Regions from separate parts of the Homo sapiens genome. Here region 1 is linked to region 2. The links are chromatin loops, found by intact Hi-C in ENCODE. Cell type or tissue: IMR-90. All regions are shown on one strand. Links, peaks and the distances in the headings refer to the core of each region. The heading gives the core; the rest is flanking DNA. Region 1 has its middle 20 kb from the start of ARX. Region 2 has its middle 130 kb from the start of ARX.

Region 1 (9,786 bases), core at 585-8,584, 110 kb before region 2:
TAATAATTCTTAGAATCATACCTACTTGGCTTTAAAACATTTTTTTTCCATTTTTTTAAGGTTCATAATTTAGTCTTTGGTTTTTATGTTGCTTAGATTCATATGCATATTGAATGTTTTCTTTTTCTTTCTTTTTTTTTTTTTAAGATGGAATCTTGCTCTGTCACCAGGCTGGAGTGCAGTGGCGCGATCTTGACTCACTGCAACCTCCGCCTCCCGGGTTCAAGCGATTCTTTGCCTCAGCCTCCCGAGTAGCTGGGACTACGGGCACCCACCACCACGCCTGGCTAATTTTTGTATTTTTAGCAGAGATGGGGTTTCAACATCTTGGTCAGGCTGCTCTCGAACTCCTGACCTCGTGATCCGCCCACCTCAGCCTCCCAAAGTGAGCTGCCGTGCCTGGCTGAATATTTTCTTAACATGCAGCATCAGGTTGAACATGCTTGTCATTCAAATATGGAAGATGCTATAGTTACAAGTGAATTTATTCTGCTTTCTTAATCTTTCCTGTCCTTAGCAGTGAGAAACAGGTTTTGCCCCAGTAGGGGGACTCTTTGGAGGGTATTATTTTTATGCTGCTGAATATCATGTCTATAATGGACCCGTGCATGCAGCCTTTCCTCCCGTTTCCCCATCATCCCCTCTTTTTTTTTTCTTTTTTTTGGTCCTTGTTGACATTACAAGCTTTTAACACATTTTCGACCTAGGAGCCCTGTTGCTGGAAGTATAGTCTCTAGCCAGCTACTCTTATGATAGTACTGCTATAAAATTCATTCTTGTGTGGTATTCTGTGCTATAGAGTCTGTGTATTGCTATTCATATTCGGAGTTCTGGTTTGTTTTGTTTTTCCCTTAAAACCTGTTACAGTTTTTTTTTTTTTTTTTTTTTGCTGGGTGGTTGGGGGGTAGGGAATCAGAACTCTGTTTCCCATTCCATATCACCTGACATTATTTCAAGTTTTATAATATCTTAGGTGTATATTCTATTTCATTTTATTTTATTTATTTATTTATTTTGAAATGGAGTCTTGCTCTGTCGCCCAGGCTGGGGTGCAGTGGCACGATTTCGGCTCACTGCAACCTCTGCCTCCCGGGTGCAAGCAATTCTCTTGCCTCAGCCTCCTGAGTAGCTGGGACTATAGGCGCCTGCCACCATGCCCAGCTAATTTTTGTACTTTTAGTACACACAGGGTTTCACCATGTTGGCCAGGCTGGTCTCAAACTCCTGACCTCAGGTGATCCACCTGCCTCGGCCTACCAAAGTGCTGGGATTACAGGCATGAGCCACCGCACCTGGCCTTTATATTTTATTTTTTTATTGGCTTAGTTTTTAATTTATTGTCCAAAAAATTTTGGGCCTTTTTCTATGGGGAAACAAGTGAAGCTGCTCTTCAGCATAGACTACCTTTATCCCATTATTTTACTAAAAAAGAACCAGGTTTGTTTCACTTCTAAGGTGTCTCATTAATGTACTTCATCTGAGAATTTGTTTTAAGAGCGCACTTTATAATCTTGATGTTTGCTTGAGCTGTAAGAACTGCCATTTCTAAAAAATAATGGGATAATAGATGGTTTATTCAGTATACCTAGTGAATATGTACAAACTGGATCTACAGATATTTTGAACTGGACCAGGTGGGTATTGAAGTAACCCATCAAAATATGCTCTGCAGTGATTCTGCTTAATGTTCTAATTCAGTAATGAATGTTTTATGTTCTACTGGAAAGGCAAATGGCAGTGCATTTGTGTGTTGGAGGAGGGGTTAGTGATTTGTGCTAAGACCCACTTCTGACTGTGAGGGATAGAACTTGGGCTCATTTTTTCTTTTCTTTTCTTTTTTCTTTTTTTTGAGACAGAGTCTCGCTCTGTCGCCCAGGCTGGAGTGCAGTGGTGTGATCTCGGCTCACTGCAAGCTCTGCATCCCTGGTTCACGCCATTCTCCTGCCTCAGCCTCCCAAGTAGCTGGGACTACAGGTGTCCACCACCATGCCTAGCTAATTTTTTGTATTTTTAGTGGAGACAGGGTTTCACCGTGTTAGCCAGGATGGTCTCAATCTCCTGACCTCGTGATCCACCCATCTCAGCCTCCCACAGTGCTGGGATTACAGGTGTCAGCCACCGCGCCTGGCCTAACTTGGGCTCATTTTTTCTTGTGAAGTCTCTTTCTATAATTTTTTTTTGTTTTATTCTTTTTTTAAAAAAATACTTTTTTTGAGCAACAGAGTGAGACTTCATCTCAAAAAAAATACTTTTTTGAATGTATCATGTCTTCATTAACAACAGAAAATCCACATGGTATTTACTAAACTTGTTTATGATATTAAAAATTTCCTTTTTATTTTTAGTAGCCCAGGTTATTGAGTTTTTCACTAGAGATTTTTTTTCTTAGCTGAGGTATAGTTGTATAGGAAGAAGAATTAAGTCAGATTTTTGTGTGTGGAAAGACAGTTTTCTTTTCTTTTCTTTTTTTTCTTTTTTTGAGACAAAGTTTCACTCTTGTCGCCCAGGCTGGAGTGCAATGGCACCATCTCAGCTCACTGCAACCTCTGCCTCCCTGGTTCAAGCAATTTTTGTGCCTCAGCCTCCCGAGTAGCTGGGATTACAGGTGCGTGCCACCAGCCTGGCTAATTTTTGTATTTTTAGTAGACACAGGGTTTTGCCATGTTGGTCAGGCTGATCTCAAACTCCTTACTTCAGGTGATCCACCCGCCTCGGCCTCCCAAAGTGCTAGGATTACAGGTGTGAGCCACCACGCCTGGCTGGAATGACAGTTTTCTATCCAGGTCTTTTTCTGTTTGTCAGAAGGTGGGAGTACGATCCAAACAAATCCATTAGGTTACTCCTGCAGCATGCACTTTTAGCTTCTCTCTTGAACTAGAATCCCATATCCCTGGCCTTCAGCTCCTTTGCTCATGTGTATAAACCTCAGATGTTACTACATTTTATATCTATCAGAGCTATTAAGCAATAGTATTTGAACCACTAGCCATTTAAATAAAATTCTGCCCCGTTACTCAGGTGCAGATATTGAGTTCACTTTCATTTTTTGCCAGACTTCTTTGCACTACTTTAAGCAAAAATAGTCAATCTATTTTTCTTTGATTGACATCCCAGTTTGCTTCAGTGACAGAACTTACTGCTTAGTCTTTGTACTTTAAAAGAAATCTATAAATTTAATGAACTGTCCAAGTGAAATGTCGTAGTTGTCATTGTGATTAAGGGGCCAACTTTCCAGGCAGCTAGCAGAGATACTATTCTCTTCCTCTCCCAGCACATTTTTATTCCTTCATCCACACATTCCTGCTACACTAGATGGCAGCCAATGATGGAACTATAAAGATGTCTGTGGTGGTATCTCAAATGTGGCAGCTTGAAGATAGACTGCCCAGGGTGACGTAGGGCAGGTTGTCTTCCAGTGCGTGTGTTCTAGATTGCCATAGACCATGCTGTGGCTACCACCCTGGGTCTACTTGGACTGTCAAGGGCATCTGCCTAAACCAGAATTTTTTGTCTGAAACCTTAGCCCAACAAAATAAATCTTGAGTAGCTCATGCCTGGCTCTTAGGAATTTTGTTTCTTTGTTTCTTTAAAAAAAAAAAAAAAAAAAAAAAAAGGCGGCCAGGCATGGTGGCTCACGCCTGTAATCCCAGCACTTTGGGTGGCCGAGGCGGGCAGATCATGAGGTCAGGAGTTTGAGACCAGCCTGGCCAACATGGTGAAACCCCATCACTACTAAAAATACAAAAATTAACTGGGCGTGGCGGTGGGCACCTGTAATCCCAGCTACTTGGGAGGCTGAGGCAGGAGAATCTCTTCAACCTAGGAGGCGGAGGTTGTAGTGAGCCGAGATAGCACCACTGCACTGCAGCCTGGGTGACAGAGCAAGACCACATCTTGGGGGGCGGGTGGGGGGTGGGGGGAGTCCAACTTACTTTATTTTTATTTTTATTTTTTTTAACCTAGTCACTGTTTACAGTTGTATGCTAAAGCCCAAAATATTGTCTGTGCTGTGGTGTATGAGCATTGCCAATTTTATATTTATTGCAGTGAAGAAGAAACTAAAAATATATGAAAATGAGGAGCTCATTTTCCAATGTCATTGGAAAATGTCCAAGCTCCTAAATCTGTGTGGGTGCATATGGCAGAAGTGAGTTGGGGGCCTCTTGAAAGGAGGCTTTTTGGAGAGGGGTCTCCCAGGCTTCTCCTTGGTGTTCCTGCTTGGGGATCACTGCTGCTAGCTGACTGGGCCTCCCCAGTGGAAGTTTGTGATTTTGCTTTGACAAAGTTTCATTGACTAGTAAAACTCATTCTGTTTTAGTGTATATTTCAATAGAAATGTAAACATTTTGCTCAAAAAAATATTTTGTGTCACTCCCCTCATAGAGAAGTGAAGTTTATTTCTCCTCCCCCTTGAATTTGGACTGGCCCTGTAACTGCTTTGACCGGTAGAGGGTGGTGAAGTGACACTTTGCCTAAGCTTTGAGAAGGCCTGGAAGATTCTGCTTTGTGGTTTTGGATGCTCAGTGGGAGAGAGGTCACATAGAGAGAATGTGTGGAGAGGAGAGGCCATGAGATCATAACAAGGAAGAGACAGGTCCAAGCATATCAGTTGACTGCCAACTGCGTGAGACCCCAAGTGAGGCCAGCGTAAGAACTGCCCAGCTGAGCCCACTCAACCCACAGATTTATGAAAGATAATAATATGGTTATTGCTGTATTATTTATTTTTGGTTGCTATCATTTTAAGCCACTAAGTTTTAGGGTGGTTTACTAGGCAGCAATAGATAACCAAAACACTCCCTATATCCTTTAGTACCCAAACCCTGATTTTTACCTGGGCATGTGCAGCTGAAAGACCACATTTTTGTGGCCTCCCTTTTGGGAAAGAGTGGCCAATTTAACTAATTCTGGAGAAGGACACGTTTTTTGTGGTGTTTCCAGGAAGTCATCTTAAAAGAGAGGAGTCAGGCCTTTGTCTGCATTCCTCAAATTTGCTGCCTGGAATAGATGTGATGGCTGGAGCCAGGAACCATGAAGACAAGAACCACATCCTAGGGATGGCAGAGTGGCTGGCTGGAAGGTACCTGGATCTCTGACAATCTTAGAGAGCTATCATACTCCAGCCCTGAACCTACTATTTCCACACATATTTTATAAGAAAGGGAAATATATCTCTTTTCTGATTGAAGCCATTGTTTTTTTGTTTTATTTTCTGTTCCTTGCAGCTGAACCTAATCCTCAGAGACATAGGACAAGACCAAATTCCATTATGAAGCATGTTGCCTTGCCTTTGCAAAAGGGGCTTATGTACAATAATTCATTTGTCTACTTTATGGGAACCCTGCATCTGGATAAAATGGTGAACAAAATCAGACATAGCCCCTAAGACATGATTAGCTTATAGTTAGTCAAATCATCACAGAACAAATGGAAAACTGTAACTGTCACAAGCCTTTGACAGACAAGCTCATGGTGTCAGCATAACCCATAATATGGCCTTTGCTGAATCAAGGAAGACAGGGTCAGGAAGTGATATTTGAGCTGATGTCTGAAAAGTAGGCTGGAGTTAACTCCATGATGAGGATAGGGAAGAGCGTTGCAGGTGGAGGTGACAGCACAGCGGTTCTGCAGTAGGAGAGAGCATGGCAAATACAATGGACAGAAAGATGATGTAGCTAGAGTTGGGAGAATGAGGTGAGTTTGGTATGCATGAGGCCAGAGAAGGTTGCAGATGGGAGAATGAGTAGGTTGTTTTCGTGAGTCTGGTCAATGTTTTAAAAGCATTGAAAAACCACTGAGGGTTCTAAGCTGTCGAATGGCAGTGGTCTAAAGGGGAGAAGATAGTAGTGCAGGAGATGGAGAGAAGTCAAAAGATTCAAGAGCTATTTCTCACTCATACTTTTGTGCTTGGGTTCCTGGTTTTGGTTTTTATTTGTTATTGAGAGGTTGAACTGAACTAACTTAATTTTTGGTGAAACCAGGCATATTTGTTAGATTGGACTGTATGCAAGTCAGTGACAACAGTGGTTTAAACAAGTTGGAAGCCTATTTCACTTTCATATAGATGTCGGAACTGATATGGTGGCTCTATTCCAAGAAGTCATAGAGATCCCAGGATCCTTCTGTCTTTTTGCTTTTTTGTCCCTAGGTTGTTGACTTCATCTGCATGACCCGACTTAGTGCATGTCAACGTTCCATCCCTGGAACAGGGGAGAGGAAAGGAGAGGTCACCTCCCTTCTCTTTTTGGGTATGGTTTAGCAGTTGCACACATTGCTCTTTATCATATCTCAATGAGCAGAACTTAGATACACTGTCACATCTAGATGCAAAAAAGTTTTAGAACTGTAGTATTTATTCTGTACAGCCTTGTGCCTGGCTAGAACTTTAGAGAGCGACTACTATAGATAATCAGATGGAAATATGCACCTGTGGGCAAAATCCAACCATGCCCACTTATTTGCATGGTCTATGGCTGCTTTTGCACTACAAGTGCCCTTGGTTCTCCAGCATGTGGACAGTGTAGGGGCCAAAAGGATCCCTGGTACCCTAGTGGGTGGGCTGGTTGGTAGCTGGACAGTTCCCCTAGGTCACCAACACAAGGGACTGACTGTGGGACTGATGGTGGCTGAAAGGATCCTGGAGAAACAGTATGAGGGAGAATGATTGTCGATAGAGCTGTAGATTCTACAGCAAGTGGGCAGGCTACTGCCTGAGTAACCTCACTCCTCCATGACCCCAGTTTGTTGTCAGGCTGGTGACTGAAAGGGATCTCTGAGCACAACTCCTTGGCAGGTTGGGGGCTGGTAGGACCATTGGAACCTTGGCATGCAAGCCGGCTACTGTCTGGAAGGTCCCCTCCCTGCCACCAGAGCACCAGTGCAAGAGACTGACAGTGGCTCTTCATTCCACAGAATGAAGGCAGGCTGATGGATGGAAGGACCTTCAGTTCTTCAGCACATGTGTAGGTAGGGGGCCTGAAGGACAAAGGGAACTGTGGCCTGTGGGTGGGCTAGGGACTGGAAGGACCCCATGGCACTAGGGCAAAGCCAGTTGGTGGCTGGAAAGGGCTCCCAGGCACCAGAACACTGGAAGGATGGTGGCTGAAAGGGCTCTAGACTCAACTGCTTGTGGGCAAGTTGATGACTAATGGCATCCTGTTCCCTGGCCTACAGGCAGGCTGGGGGATAAAATGATTCCTAGAACCTTAGTGAGTGGGCAAGTTGGTGACAAGGGCCACTGGGACATGGTCCCAAGGAAAGGATGGTGAAGAAGAGCCTAAAGGGGCTCTTGCTTCCACAACACTCAGGCCACAAGAAGCCAGAAGGGCCTTCAGTTTCCCAGGTGAACGCAGGCTGGAGCCTAGAAGGACTGACTGCTACATGGCACCTGGGCAGGCTGGTGGCTGAAAGGGCTCCAAGGACACTAGTTCATGTGCAGGCTGGTGACCCTAAGGGTCTCCAATACAGTTCTCTAGCTCACAAGCAACTGGGTAACCTGAAGGGCTTTCTTTACACTGGTACTCTAGAAGGACACTGGCCGAATGGGCCCTGGCTTACTACTGCACATGAGCATGCTGAGAGATTGAAGGACTGGCAGAACCCTGTTGTGTGGACAGGCAGGTGGCTGGAAGGAGCCAGGGGGCATCATCATGCAAGATGGTGGCTGAAAAAGTCCTCACTTTCCCAGCAGGCAAGCAGCCTGTGGCCAGAAGGCAACTCTGTTTTCCAGCATGCAAGAGCTGTAAGAAGACAAAAAGGGTCTCATCAATACAGTATGTGGGCAAGAGAACTTCTGGATGGTCCTCAGTTCCCTAACATGCATGGAAGCTGGAGGGCCAAAATAACCTGCAGAACTCTCGTTGAGAGTCAGGTTAGGGACCGGAAGTCCCTCCAGGATACCAGGGTGTGGGAAACAGTTGCCAAAAGGCATCTGTCTTACATAGTGCCTGGAGACCTGGGGGCGGGTCTTAGAGTTCCTCAGTCCACCACAGGTTGGGGCCCTGAAGGATCCACTGGTGTGTGGATTTCAGGATGGCTGGTGCTCAGAAGGGCCTCCAATCCTGTTATCCAGCTGCTGATTAGCTGGTAGTCGGAAGGGTCCTTGATACACCCGCATGAAGAATGGAAAGAAGGATGGTGGCTGAGAGGGCTCTCACTTCCCCAGTATACCTACAGCCCGAGACCAGAAAAGTCCTCAGATCCGTGGTGAGTGAGGCCCATATGGTGGCCCAAAGAGCTCTCATTTCCACAGTAAGTGGCTCACTGATGGTCATTTTACCCTCTGTTTCTCAGCAAGTAAAGCAAGGTGGGGAGGGGGTTAGTGTGGTGTTGAAATGACCCACGGAACCTTAGCAAGTGGCCAGATTTCTGACAGGAAGACCCCTTGGGGGCACCAGCGCGTAGGGCAGGATGGTAGCTGAAAGAGCTCCTGCTTCCTCAAAACGCGGTTGGTGTGAAGATAACAAAAGGCCCTTGGCTCTATAACATGTGAGGCCGGGATGGTGGCGGAAGTGGCTATCAGTTACATAGTTATCGGCTGTAGAATTGCTGGAATGGCCTCCATTCCCCACCATGCCGGAAGGTGGGGGCCGAAATGAGCCACGGAACCCTAGTGAACAGCCAGGTTGCTGACCGGCAGGGCCTCTGGAACACCAGTGTGAGAAAGATGGTTGCCAAATGGGCTTTTGTTTTCACAGCACTTGGGAGGCCTGAGACTGTAAGGGCTTTTAGTTCCCTGTCCGCTGCAGCCTGGGGACCTTAAGGATCCATGGATGTGTGGATTTTGGGCTGCCTGGTGGCTGGAATGGCCTCCAATTCAGTTTTCCAGTTGGAAAGCAGTGAGTAGCCGGAAGGGCTCTCAGTGCACCAGTATGGAGAGAAGGACGGTGGCTGAGCAGGATCTCACTTCTGCAGTACGTGGGCAAGTTGTAGCAGGAAGGAACCTCGGTTCCCCACCCCTGGGGAGCCCATTTGGTGGCCAAAAGGCACTTTCATTTCCAAAGCACATTGGCCGGCTGAAGACTGGTTGGCGCTTGGTTCCCCAGTCCCAGGCAGGTCGGGGGCTAAAATGACCCAGGGAACTCTAGTGGGTGGGCATTTTTCTGACCGGAACCCCCTTCCCCGCCCCACCAGTGTGAACCGGAGAGGGAGAAGTATGGTGGCCCAAAGGAGTCTCCTGCCCACGGTAAACCTGAGATCTGAAGCCCCCCGAGCCCTCAGCTCCCCACTACGCGAGGCCCATATGGTAGTCAACAAGGCTCTCATTTCCACAAGGCGTGTTCCAGTGATGGTTGGCACTCTCTTTCTCAGCATGCATGTAGGCCAGGGGTCCAAATCACCAAGGGAACATTAAACGGCGGCCAGGTTTCTGATGGGGAAGTCCCTTGGGACACCAGCACTTAGAAGAAGGGTGGCTGAGAAACCTCTCACTTCCACAGCACACAGGCAGGAAGGACCACAAGGGCCCTTGCCTCTCCACCGTGCAAAGGCTGTAAGGTGGTCCAGAGTGCTCTTATTTCCACAGCAAGTTGAAGACCGATGGCTGGTTGACTTTTTTTTTTTTTTTTTTTTTTTTTTGTGACGGAATCTTGCTCTGTTACCCAGGCTGGAATGCAATGGCACTCTCAGCTCACTGCAACCTCCGGCTTCCGGGTTCAAGGATTCTCCTGGCTCAGCCTCCTGAGTAGCTGGGATTACAGGCGTGAGCCACCGTGGGGGTACATGCCACCACCTCCAGCTAATTTTTGTATTTTTAGTAGAGACGGGGTTTCACCATGTTGGTCAGGC
Region 2 (9,786 bases), core at 686-8,685:
CAGACTAAAAAAAAAAAACTTAAATAATTTACCAGACCTACCCTTAAAAAAATGGCTAAAGGAAGTTCTTGAAACAGAAAGGGAATGAAAGAATGTTAAAATACCATGAAGGAAGAAAGAACAAAGGAACAAACCGAAATATGGGCACATACAATAGGCTTCTTTTCTCCTCTTGAGTTTTCTAAATTATATTTGACAGTTGGAGCAAAAGATATATAACAGTTTTTGGATATGGTTCTTAATATATGTACAGGAAATATTTAAGATAATTATATTATAAATGGGTATAGTAAAGGGTCTTAAAGGGAGGTAAGGTCTCTACATTTCACTTGAACTAGTAAAATGTCAATACCAATGGATGGATAAGTTATGAATGTATAACGTAATACCTAAAGCAACCACCACAAATTTACCTATGCAACAACTTTCATGGACCCCAAGGGCATTATGCTAAGTGAAAAGAGCCAATCTTAAAAGGTCACATACTAGCTGATTCTATTTATATAACATTCTCAAAATGACACACTGAAATTGATGAAGAGCAAATTAGTGGCTGGCAAGGGTTAGAGATGGTGGGGTGGGTAGATACGACTCTAAAGGGGTAGCATGATGGAGATCTTTGTGGTGATGGAACAGTTCTGTATCTTGATTGCAGTAGTGGTTACATGATTCTACACATGTGATAAAATGGCATAGAACTATACATACATGTTTGATGAATGTCTGTTTCCTGGTTTTAATATTATATAAGATGTAACTATTGGGACAAACTGAGTATAGGGGACATGGTATAGATCTTTCTACTATCTTTGCAGCTTCCTATAACTCTATGATTATTTCAAGATAAAAAATGTTAAAAAGAGAAAACTACATTTCTTTGGTGAAAATGTTTTTATTTTAATTTACATTTTATAACTACTTTTTCAAAATGGGATATTATTTTAGTTTTTTCCATTATTGTGAAATTTAACTGTCACGTAGAAATCTTGGATGACATTAGCAAATCAAAACAGGAATTTTCTTTCCTGAATATTACTTTACCATTTGAGTCACCATGGTTTTGAGATGGGAGCTATTGGTGTCGGTATTTATAGGGAAGGATAATGTGACTGCCCCATTCCCATTTTACTCAATCACAAGCAGGACTGCTCAGTAGGAATGCTAAAAGCATTCAAATCTCTCATTATGCCTCCCTTACCCAATGACCTAGTTTTATGAGTTGGTTGGCTGCTGTCAGAGGTACATTGGTGGCTGTGGAATGGAATTCTCCCTACACAAGGTTAAGTAGCCTATGTGATTCTCTTTGTAACCTTGACTAACTGAACTTAGATTAACTGCAAGTTTTCTCTTGTGACTGTCATGCGTTTCCCTAATTAATCACATTTTCCGGAAGCTCTATCTGTACAACTAACTAGACTAGATCTCTCTGCAGACATGGGAATAGAAATTACTCTGGGAATCTTGATTGTGTTACTGATTTGCATAGCGTTAATGATTTGTATGTTAATGCGATGGAGAGGCCGGGGACTGCATATGAGTAGAACCTGTTTCCTGTTTCCACTTCTGGAGCCATGCAGGGTCAACTTTACCCTTCTTTTTGAGTTTCTCTTCAGTTGCTTTTTGTTTGTGCTTTATATTTTATGGCTGGAATTTAATTTTAACTAAATTTATTTAGAATTTATTTGAAAAATTATTTTGAGCTCTCTGCTGCTGTAGCAGGTACTTTTACATACGCCATCTTATTACTCCAAACAGCAATCCTTAATTTTAACTAAAAATTTGGTATTTCAGTATTCCACTATGTTGGCATTATGTTTAAATGCCAAATTAAAAATTAAAAATTTGATGAGTACTGTCAAATGCATTCTATATGACACACACGACACTTAGATTTGTTTGATACAATAGAATTATTAAATATCCCCTAAGAGATTTAGTATCATTTCAGTGCATACAATGAAGGAAATTCAGGGACCATAGTCAAGAAGCTCATCTGTTGAAAAGAACTATACAAGATAGAGTAACCTGACATAGAATATTTTCATCCTACCATTTACTTACTTTTATTCCCGTACTGTTTATCTTTGAGGAAGTTTCTATTTCAAGTATTATTACAGATGTAGGAATAAAGGTGAGATGAATGATATTATATTCCAAGGTCTATGTAGTAGTTAAATGATAATGAAAACCACAGTTCATCATGGTAAAGCAAACACACTTGGAAATGTATTATTGTTATTATTATCATTATGACAGTGTTGAGAGGGGCTCAATTAATCAATCAAGGGTGTAGCCATCTGATAGAAAGATGGGTTTTGTAATAAGAGGTTTACTGTTGGGTGGCAGATGTGGCAGACAGCCCAGACAACAAGCTTGGAATGGTGAACTACACACATTCCACTGGCAACATTTATGGCACCGGAAGTGGTATCCATATGCACATATCTACTCAGAGGATCAGAAAAGGGGGAAAAAAAACTAAGAGCACATGTGTGAACATGATTATAAAGCAGTGGACTCCCAAATTATGAGCCAGCTTTCAAAATGCACCCATTGTATGAAATCCAGTTTTGTCTTCTTACAGGTAACATGTACTGCTTGTATCATAATACATGTAATTGTAATAGTATAACCATAGATGTGTTTTTATTCAGTAAATCAGCTCTTATGTAGTATGGTGGGTAGACTCCAAGATGTCCCTCAGTTGTCTCTGCTTCCTCATATCCATCCCCTTTTAAAATTCCCTCACCTTAAGTATGGGCTAGACTTATTGACTTGCTTATAATGAATAGAATATGGGATTATATTCTATCCCATAGAAGTGATGGGATGCCACTTCTGGTATTAGGTTATAAAAATACTATGGCTTCCATCTCAGGGTGCTCTCTCTTGGACTCTTCATTCTTTGTAGGGTGTATTAATCTGCTTGGGCTGCCAAAACAAAATACCATAGACTGAGTGGCTTAAACAACAATGTATTTTCTCATAGTTCTGGAGGCTAGAAATGCCAGATCAAGGTGCAGGCCAGTTTGGTTCCTGGTGAGAGCACTCTTCTTGGCTTGTGGGTGGCCGCCATCTCTCTGTGTGTTCGCATGATCTCATGATCTCTTTTTTGTTTGCACACTGGGAGACTTGGAGTTGGGGGTGGTGGGAGAGAGAGAGAGAAAGGAGAGGAGAGTGCTGGCACTTTGGTGTCTTTTTTTATAAGGACATTAATCCTATCAGATCAGGGTCCCACCCGTATGATGTCATTTAACTGTAATTACTTCCTTAGAGGCCCCATCTCCAAATAAAGCCACACTGGGAGTTAGAGCTTCAGTATATGAATTTTGAGGGAACATAAATGTGCAGTCCATAGCATGGGAGGCAGCCCTGTGGAGAGGCCCACGTTAGTGAGCTTGGAAGTGGATTTTCTACGGCCTGCCACCAGCCATATGAGTGATCTTTGAAGTGGATTCTCCGTCAGTTGGGTCTTGAGATACCTACAACCCTGGCCAACATTTTGATTGCAACCTCATGAAAGACTTAATCAATACCACCTAGCTAAGCTGCTCTTGAATTGATCCTGGTTGATCACAGAAACTAGGAAATAATAAATGTTGTTTTCAGCTGCTAAGCATGGTATAATTTGTTATGCAACAATAGATAACTAAAACATTTAATATTTGACTCCTCAATTCCTTTATCAGAAACTTTAGAAGTAGGATATATCACTAAGAGAGTCTGATTATCAGCAAGAAATGGAAGAATAGGGCATGTGAAAAGAGACTAACAACCGTCCCTTTATTTATCATCTTCTTTCCAGAAATGATTCGTATAATCTGTGAATATCCTGATGGATGTAATGATTTTACCTAGCTCAGGGAATTATGCATTTTATGGGAGCTACCTATAGGACTTTTGATTCTGCACATGCATTCTGAATAGAATATATGGAAATTCCTTGTTACTACGGGATTTCATGGATGCAACTGTCATTGAGTAAAATGTTTAGAACTATCTGCACATGGTCGACAGGGATGGAAGTTTGATAGACAGCAGGAGGTGGAAGTTGGCAAATGAATCATTTACAATTACGGTCCTGCCCAGCAACCCTCAAATTTCCTGAGTGCCCATGGTAAGGATCCATTTGCCTCCAGCCTCTTAAGGCTGTGGAGTACCCCCGGTCCATTGGCATGCTGGAGTAGTTACATTCGTAGCCAATTAGCAGGGTGGCACACACTCCGCCAAGAAGCCCCAGTCTCTATAGACCCGGTATAGAGAGTGAAATTAGCTGAGACAAATACCTGTTAATCCCCCGTTCTTGGCCGGCATGGAGCGCCTACTGTGCAGTGCTAATAGTTCTGGGAAATCCCAATTCCCAGTGTCAAGAGTTGAACAGACTAAGTCTGTTAAATGAAGAAATTTACAGCGCATTAGCTTTGATCAAGAAATGCTAGGTGCAAGTCTCTTAAACAAATGAAGGCTACTTGGGAATACAGGTCACTCTTTCTGGGAAGCTGTTTTTGAAGGACTTGATCTTCCTTCTTTCCCATGCCAGAGCCAGGGATAGAAAAGTGGCAGTTTGAGTGGCTGGACCTGGGGGAAGTAGAAAATAGTCTTATTTAGACAGGAGGGGACAGCTGAGTGACTCTACCGGAGTTTTGTCCAAGGGAGCTTGGATATGGTTTTCAAAAATGGGAAATTTGTGATAAAAATCGCAGGAGACCTTACAGCTTCCAGCGAAGGCTGGTTTATACTTATATGTGTAAGTTGCGCCCTCTGCTGGCTGGATCAAGCCATGTTCCCGTCCTCCCCCTTTCCTGGGAAAAACGTTTTGTATTTTCCCATCTAAATTATGTTTTCAGTTGCATTCTATCAGCCCGTTGCTGTCTATGCAAAGAATGAGGCAAGCAGAATTTAAATCGTGGCTTGTACCATTATGCCTGTCACTCAAAGCTCTGCATAGCGGTTCTCAGAGAAGGGCGAAGGATGGTTCTCAGAGAAGGGCGAAGGATTCGGGAGTTCTTGGGGACATACTATAAATTTTCAGATTCTGATTCCTTGGCTAAGTTTGCAGACATCCAGGTTCGTTTTTTTTTGTGTGGCATATCTTTTAATGTGACCATTGTTCCGCTGTGGAAGGCAGAAAAATCTTTCCTTAGTACCAGGAAATGCTTTTAATTCAGACAAGCTTTTATTTCTTGGTTGCGTCAAGTCTAAGGGAGTTTGGCGATTGCCCTCAAGCTTGGGATAAAGGCAATGGAAAGAGGATGAATAGAATCACAGCGAGACAGGAGGAGGGTGGGCTGATGAGACCAGTGAAGGGAAGAACTGATGATCTTACGCTCGAGTGTCAGTAGCCTTGTGTCTAGGAGGAAAGATGATTTACATTTTGACATGTCAGTGAAAGGAAACCCAAAAGAAGTGGTGCAACTAACAATTTGTTAAGAGCTTCTCAGGGGTAAAGCACTATTCAATTTTTTTTCCAAAAAAGGAAGAAAGAAGTATCCATTCCAGGGAAGGCAGGGGAGAAAATACAGCCCTGTCCCCTGAGATGAGGTAAGCCTGCCATGAGGAGTGGAGGTGGTAGATGGTGCTGTAGAATTTCATTTCTGGAAAGGCATATTCAAAATGTAGCCTAGGATGTTTGTGAAAATGAACCTATATCATCTTAATCCCTCTAGACATTGACAGGCATCATTTAACTCTCTCCCTCTACCCGCTGCACAGGGGTTGGCATTGTTTGGCGTGGTTGGCAGCACTAAACCCTATGACAAAAAACACAGGTGCTTTTATAAACTGGGATTAAGTCATATTTAGCAGAGACGTACAGCTGAGCTGTTTGGATAACCCTCTCCCTCCTCCAGTCGGCTTTAGTTGATGAAAGCATTCCCTAATACCTGCAGTCACTGTATGCTCATTTTGTTGATCCCAATTCATAAAAATAAAATCTACAGCAAAGAAGTTTCTATTGATGTCAGGCCCTGGAAAACTCTCTTTCAGGCTGAGACCACGCATACGGGATGTTAAGCCCTTACAACAATGGATTCCAGCTACTCATGTTTACCAAGAGCTAGGGATCAGGACCTATGCTGGTATTCTATAATAAAATATTATAGTGATTACACGGGGACAGTCCACGGGCATGTTTAATCTGTAACGTGTATGCAATATAATATTGCTGAAACCTTTTAGGTGGCTCTAAGCCCTGAGTAATAAAAAAAAAATCAAGCATTTTGCTTGCCATTGTGATTTTATAATATTGTATTTTGGCAGTTTTTCTTACACATGCTATATATTTGGGTTAATGATGATATGATAATCTGATCTTTATAATTTGAGTTTTCTTTTGTATACCAAAGTGTTTATGAATAATTCACCATGGTAATGGTTCGAAGCATGTGTTGCAGCGTCAAACAGGCTTGGATTTGATTTTAATAAATGTGTGATCCGAGATAAGTTATTTTGTTTTTGGACTTTAGTTTCTTTGGTTATAAAATGGGGATAATTATAGTACCTACTCATGGAGGATTTAGTTAAATTATGCATAAAAAGTTTAGTCTAGTTCTTGGCCTATGTAACTTCTAAAAATGTTAGCCGTGTAACTGGTACATCAAATAGATAAGACTTGGGATGAGATCAGAAAGCATAATTTTTTTTGGTTGCCCATTGTCCCTTTACATTTTGTTTTGTGGAGAAAGTTCTGTAGCCACTGGATAAAAATTTGGTTAAGCCCCAAGATTCCCTGGCTACTCATAGGACAAAGACAGTTCTGAGATGACTTTAATTTGCAAATCCAGACTCAATTCAGTTAAAATTGTTGGGTCCCAGATATTCCAAATGTGAATTAGAGTTAAATGTCTCTGTTTTCCTGCTTCTCTTTCCCTAGCTTGCTGTCCAAGTTTCCTGACCACTTTGGACTTGGCGCAGGGGAAGAGAGGAAGGGAAAGACGAGCAAAAGCGTTCCTATTTGCTGACCCTGTTTCAGGGTGGCTTTGTGATCTCTGGTCAAATGTTTAAAGATGATTGTCTCACAGCATCATTTTTGTGGGTTATGCAGGGACCCTCGACTGGGCCCCCTTTTGATTTGGGCATTGCCCCCATCCTCTCTCCATCTTTGCTCTGATGACACACCCCACAGCTTCTTCATTCTGGAGGCTCCATCCACAGTCAGCAGGCTGCCTTCATAGGCGGGGTTGACATCTGATCCCTGGGATTTATACACCTTTGAACTGTTACTGGAGGGCAGTGTAGTTACTTGCTAGATGCAGCCCTTTAATCTAATGTCTCCATTTACATTGCCTTTCTAAAGTGTGAGTCAACCAGCGGTTCACTGTATGCCATTTGCTGTTGAACACGTATTAAGCTTTCCAAGCCATGCCTTGGAGCCCATCTCACCTGACTTAAGGATAGAAGGGAGTGCCCCCATCCCATCTCATCCCCTTGGAAAACACAATGGTGAGACTCAGAATTCAGTCCTTTCCAAAAGGTAAAAATTTATTCTTCTTATGAATTATCTTAATTTCCAACACTCTCCTTTTATATCCTTGGCATGGATGAAATATGTAACTGGTACTTATTCTCCTACTATGAAATTTCCTCATGGTAGTCTATTTTACAAGTCATTTTGGTATCTGATGTCCAAGTGTCTCATTCAAAACTCCCAATGAAACATCCTCTTATAGCTGTTATCTATGTGAAAGATGTTTGATTTGCTTTATGCTTTTCTCTCATCTAGTTCCCATTGTGACCAAGTGGTAAAAACATGAGCTCTTTCTGAGAAACTTAATCATCTAAGTAGTTTTCCGAAGTGCTATTTTTTGGCCAGTTATTTTGATATTAGCCACAGAGAAAATGAGGCCTAAGGAAAATGTATTGATTTGCTATATTTTTAAGGTGGATTTCAAGGAGTTTTTATAACATTTGAATGTTTCAGAAATATGGAAGTATGCAAAATTGTCTGAAAGGTTGTTCATTGCAGTGTTGTTTGTAATGATGAAAAATGAAGACAATGTAAATGTCTAAATCTAGGTTAGGGTATTGGCTAAATTGAACAATGGAATACTAAGCTATTATTAAAGTGATATTGTAGAGGAATGTTTAATGACCTGGAAAGATGTTCATAACCCACTGTACATAAAAAAATGAAAAACAAAAAATAAAAAGGCATGTGCTGTATTTTCTTGTTTTGGTAAAAATATGCATATCTATACATAGAAAAAACACCACAGTGATATCCATGAAAATGTAAATGGTGCTGTTATATAAACTTTTCTTTATGTATATATTTTTAATATTTATTTTTAGTTTTAGTTTTTCTGGGTACATAGTAGGTACATATACTTATGGGGTACATAAGATGTTTTGATACAGGCATGCAATGTGAAATAAGCACATCATGAGGAATGGGGTATCCGCCCCTCAAGCATTTATCCATCGAGTTGCAAACAATCCAATTACACTCTTTAAGTTACTTAAAAACATACAGTTATTATTGACTGTAGTCACCCTGCTGTGCTATCAAATAGTAGGGTCTTATTCATTCTTACTATTTTTTTTGTACTCATTAACCATCCTCACCTACCCCCCAGGCCGCCACTGCCCTTCCTAGTCTCTGGCAAGCATCCTTCTACTCTATATGTCCATGACTTCAATTGTTTTGATTTTTAGATTCCACAAATAAGTGAGAACTTGCAATGTTTGTCTTTCTGTGCCTGGCTTATTTCATTTAACATAGTGCCCTCCAGTTCCGTCTATGTTGCTGCAAATGACTGGATCTCATTCTTTTTTATGGCTGAATAGTACTCCATTGTGTATATGTACCACATTTTCTTTATCTATTTTTTCACCTGTTGATGGACACTTAGTGCTGCAATAAACATGGGAGTGCAGATATCTCTTCAATGTACTGATTTCTTCTCTTTTGGGTATATACCCAGCAGTGGGATTGCTGGATCATATGGTAGCCCAATTTTTAGTTTTTTTGAGGAACTTCCAAACAGTTCTCTATAGTGGTTGTACTAATGTATATTGCTACCAACAGTGTACAAGGGTTCCCTTTTCTCCACATCCTTGCCAGCATTTGTTATTGCCTATCTTTTGGATATAAGTCATTTTATTTTATTTTAAGTTCTGGGATACGTGTGCAGGATGTGCAGGTTTGTTACCTAGGGAAACATGTGCCATGATGGTTTGCTGCACCTATCAAACCATCACGTAGGTATTCAGCTCGGCATGCATTAGCTATTTATCTTCATGCTCTCCCTCCCCTTGCTCCCCGCAACAGGCCCCAGAGTGTGTTGTTCCCCTCCTTATGTCCATGTGTTCTCATTGTTCAGCTCCCACTTATAAGTGATAACATGCAGTGTTTGGTTTTTCTTCCTGTGTTAGTTTGCTGTGGATAATGGCTTCCAGCTCCATCCATATCCCTGCAAAGGACATGATCTCGTTCCTTTTATGGGGATATAAGCCATTTTAACTGAGGTGAGATGATATCTCATTGTAGTTTTGATTTGCATTTCTCTAATGATCAATGATGTGGAGAACCTTTTCATATGCCTGTTTGCCATTTGTATGTCTTCTTTTAAGAAATGTCAATTCAAATCTTTTGCCTATATTTTGATTGAATTATTATGTTTTTTTCCTACAGGGTTGTTTGAGCTCCTTATATATTCCGGTTATTAATCCCTTGTCACGTGGGTAGTTTGCAAATATCTTCTCTCATTCCATGGGTTGTCTCTTCACTTTGTTGATTGTATCCTTTGCTGTGTAGAAGCTTTTTAATTTGATGTGATCCCATTTGTC

What was found. Peaks named below come from ENCODE experiments on the same cell type or tissue, not always from the same donor. Only the 100,000 strongest peaks of a DNase experiment are listed, where the experiment ranks them.
Region 1: it touches region 2 in a loop (2.1-fold over the local background); 15 of 110 quality-filtered maps call a loop at or near these places.

What each region holds. Positions count from the first base shown.
Region 1 is chrX:25,030,599-25,040,384 of GRCh38, forward strand. No RefSeq gene overlaps it. Among named protein-coding and RNA genes, the nearest start is that of ARX, 20 kb to the left of the region's middle. In IMR-90, for the core only: a CTCF peak has its summit at 4,436 (motif pointing right); no DNase peak of the experiment used is centred there.
Region 2 is chrX:25,139,472-25,149,257 of GRCh38, forward strand. No RefSeq gene overlaps it. Among named protein-coding and RNA genes, the nearest start is that of ARX, 130 kb to the left of the region's middle. In IMR-90, for the core only: a CTCF peak has its summit at 4,771 (motif pointing left); a DNase peak (open chromatin) is centred at 4,760; H3K27me3 peaks cover 238 bases.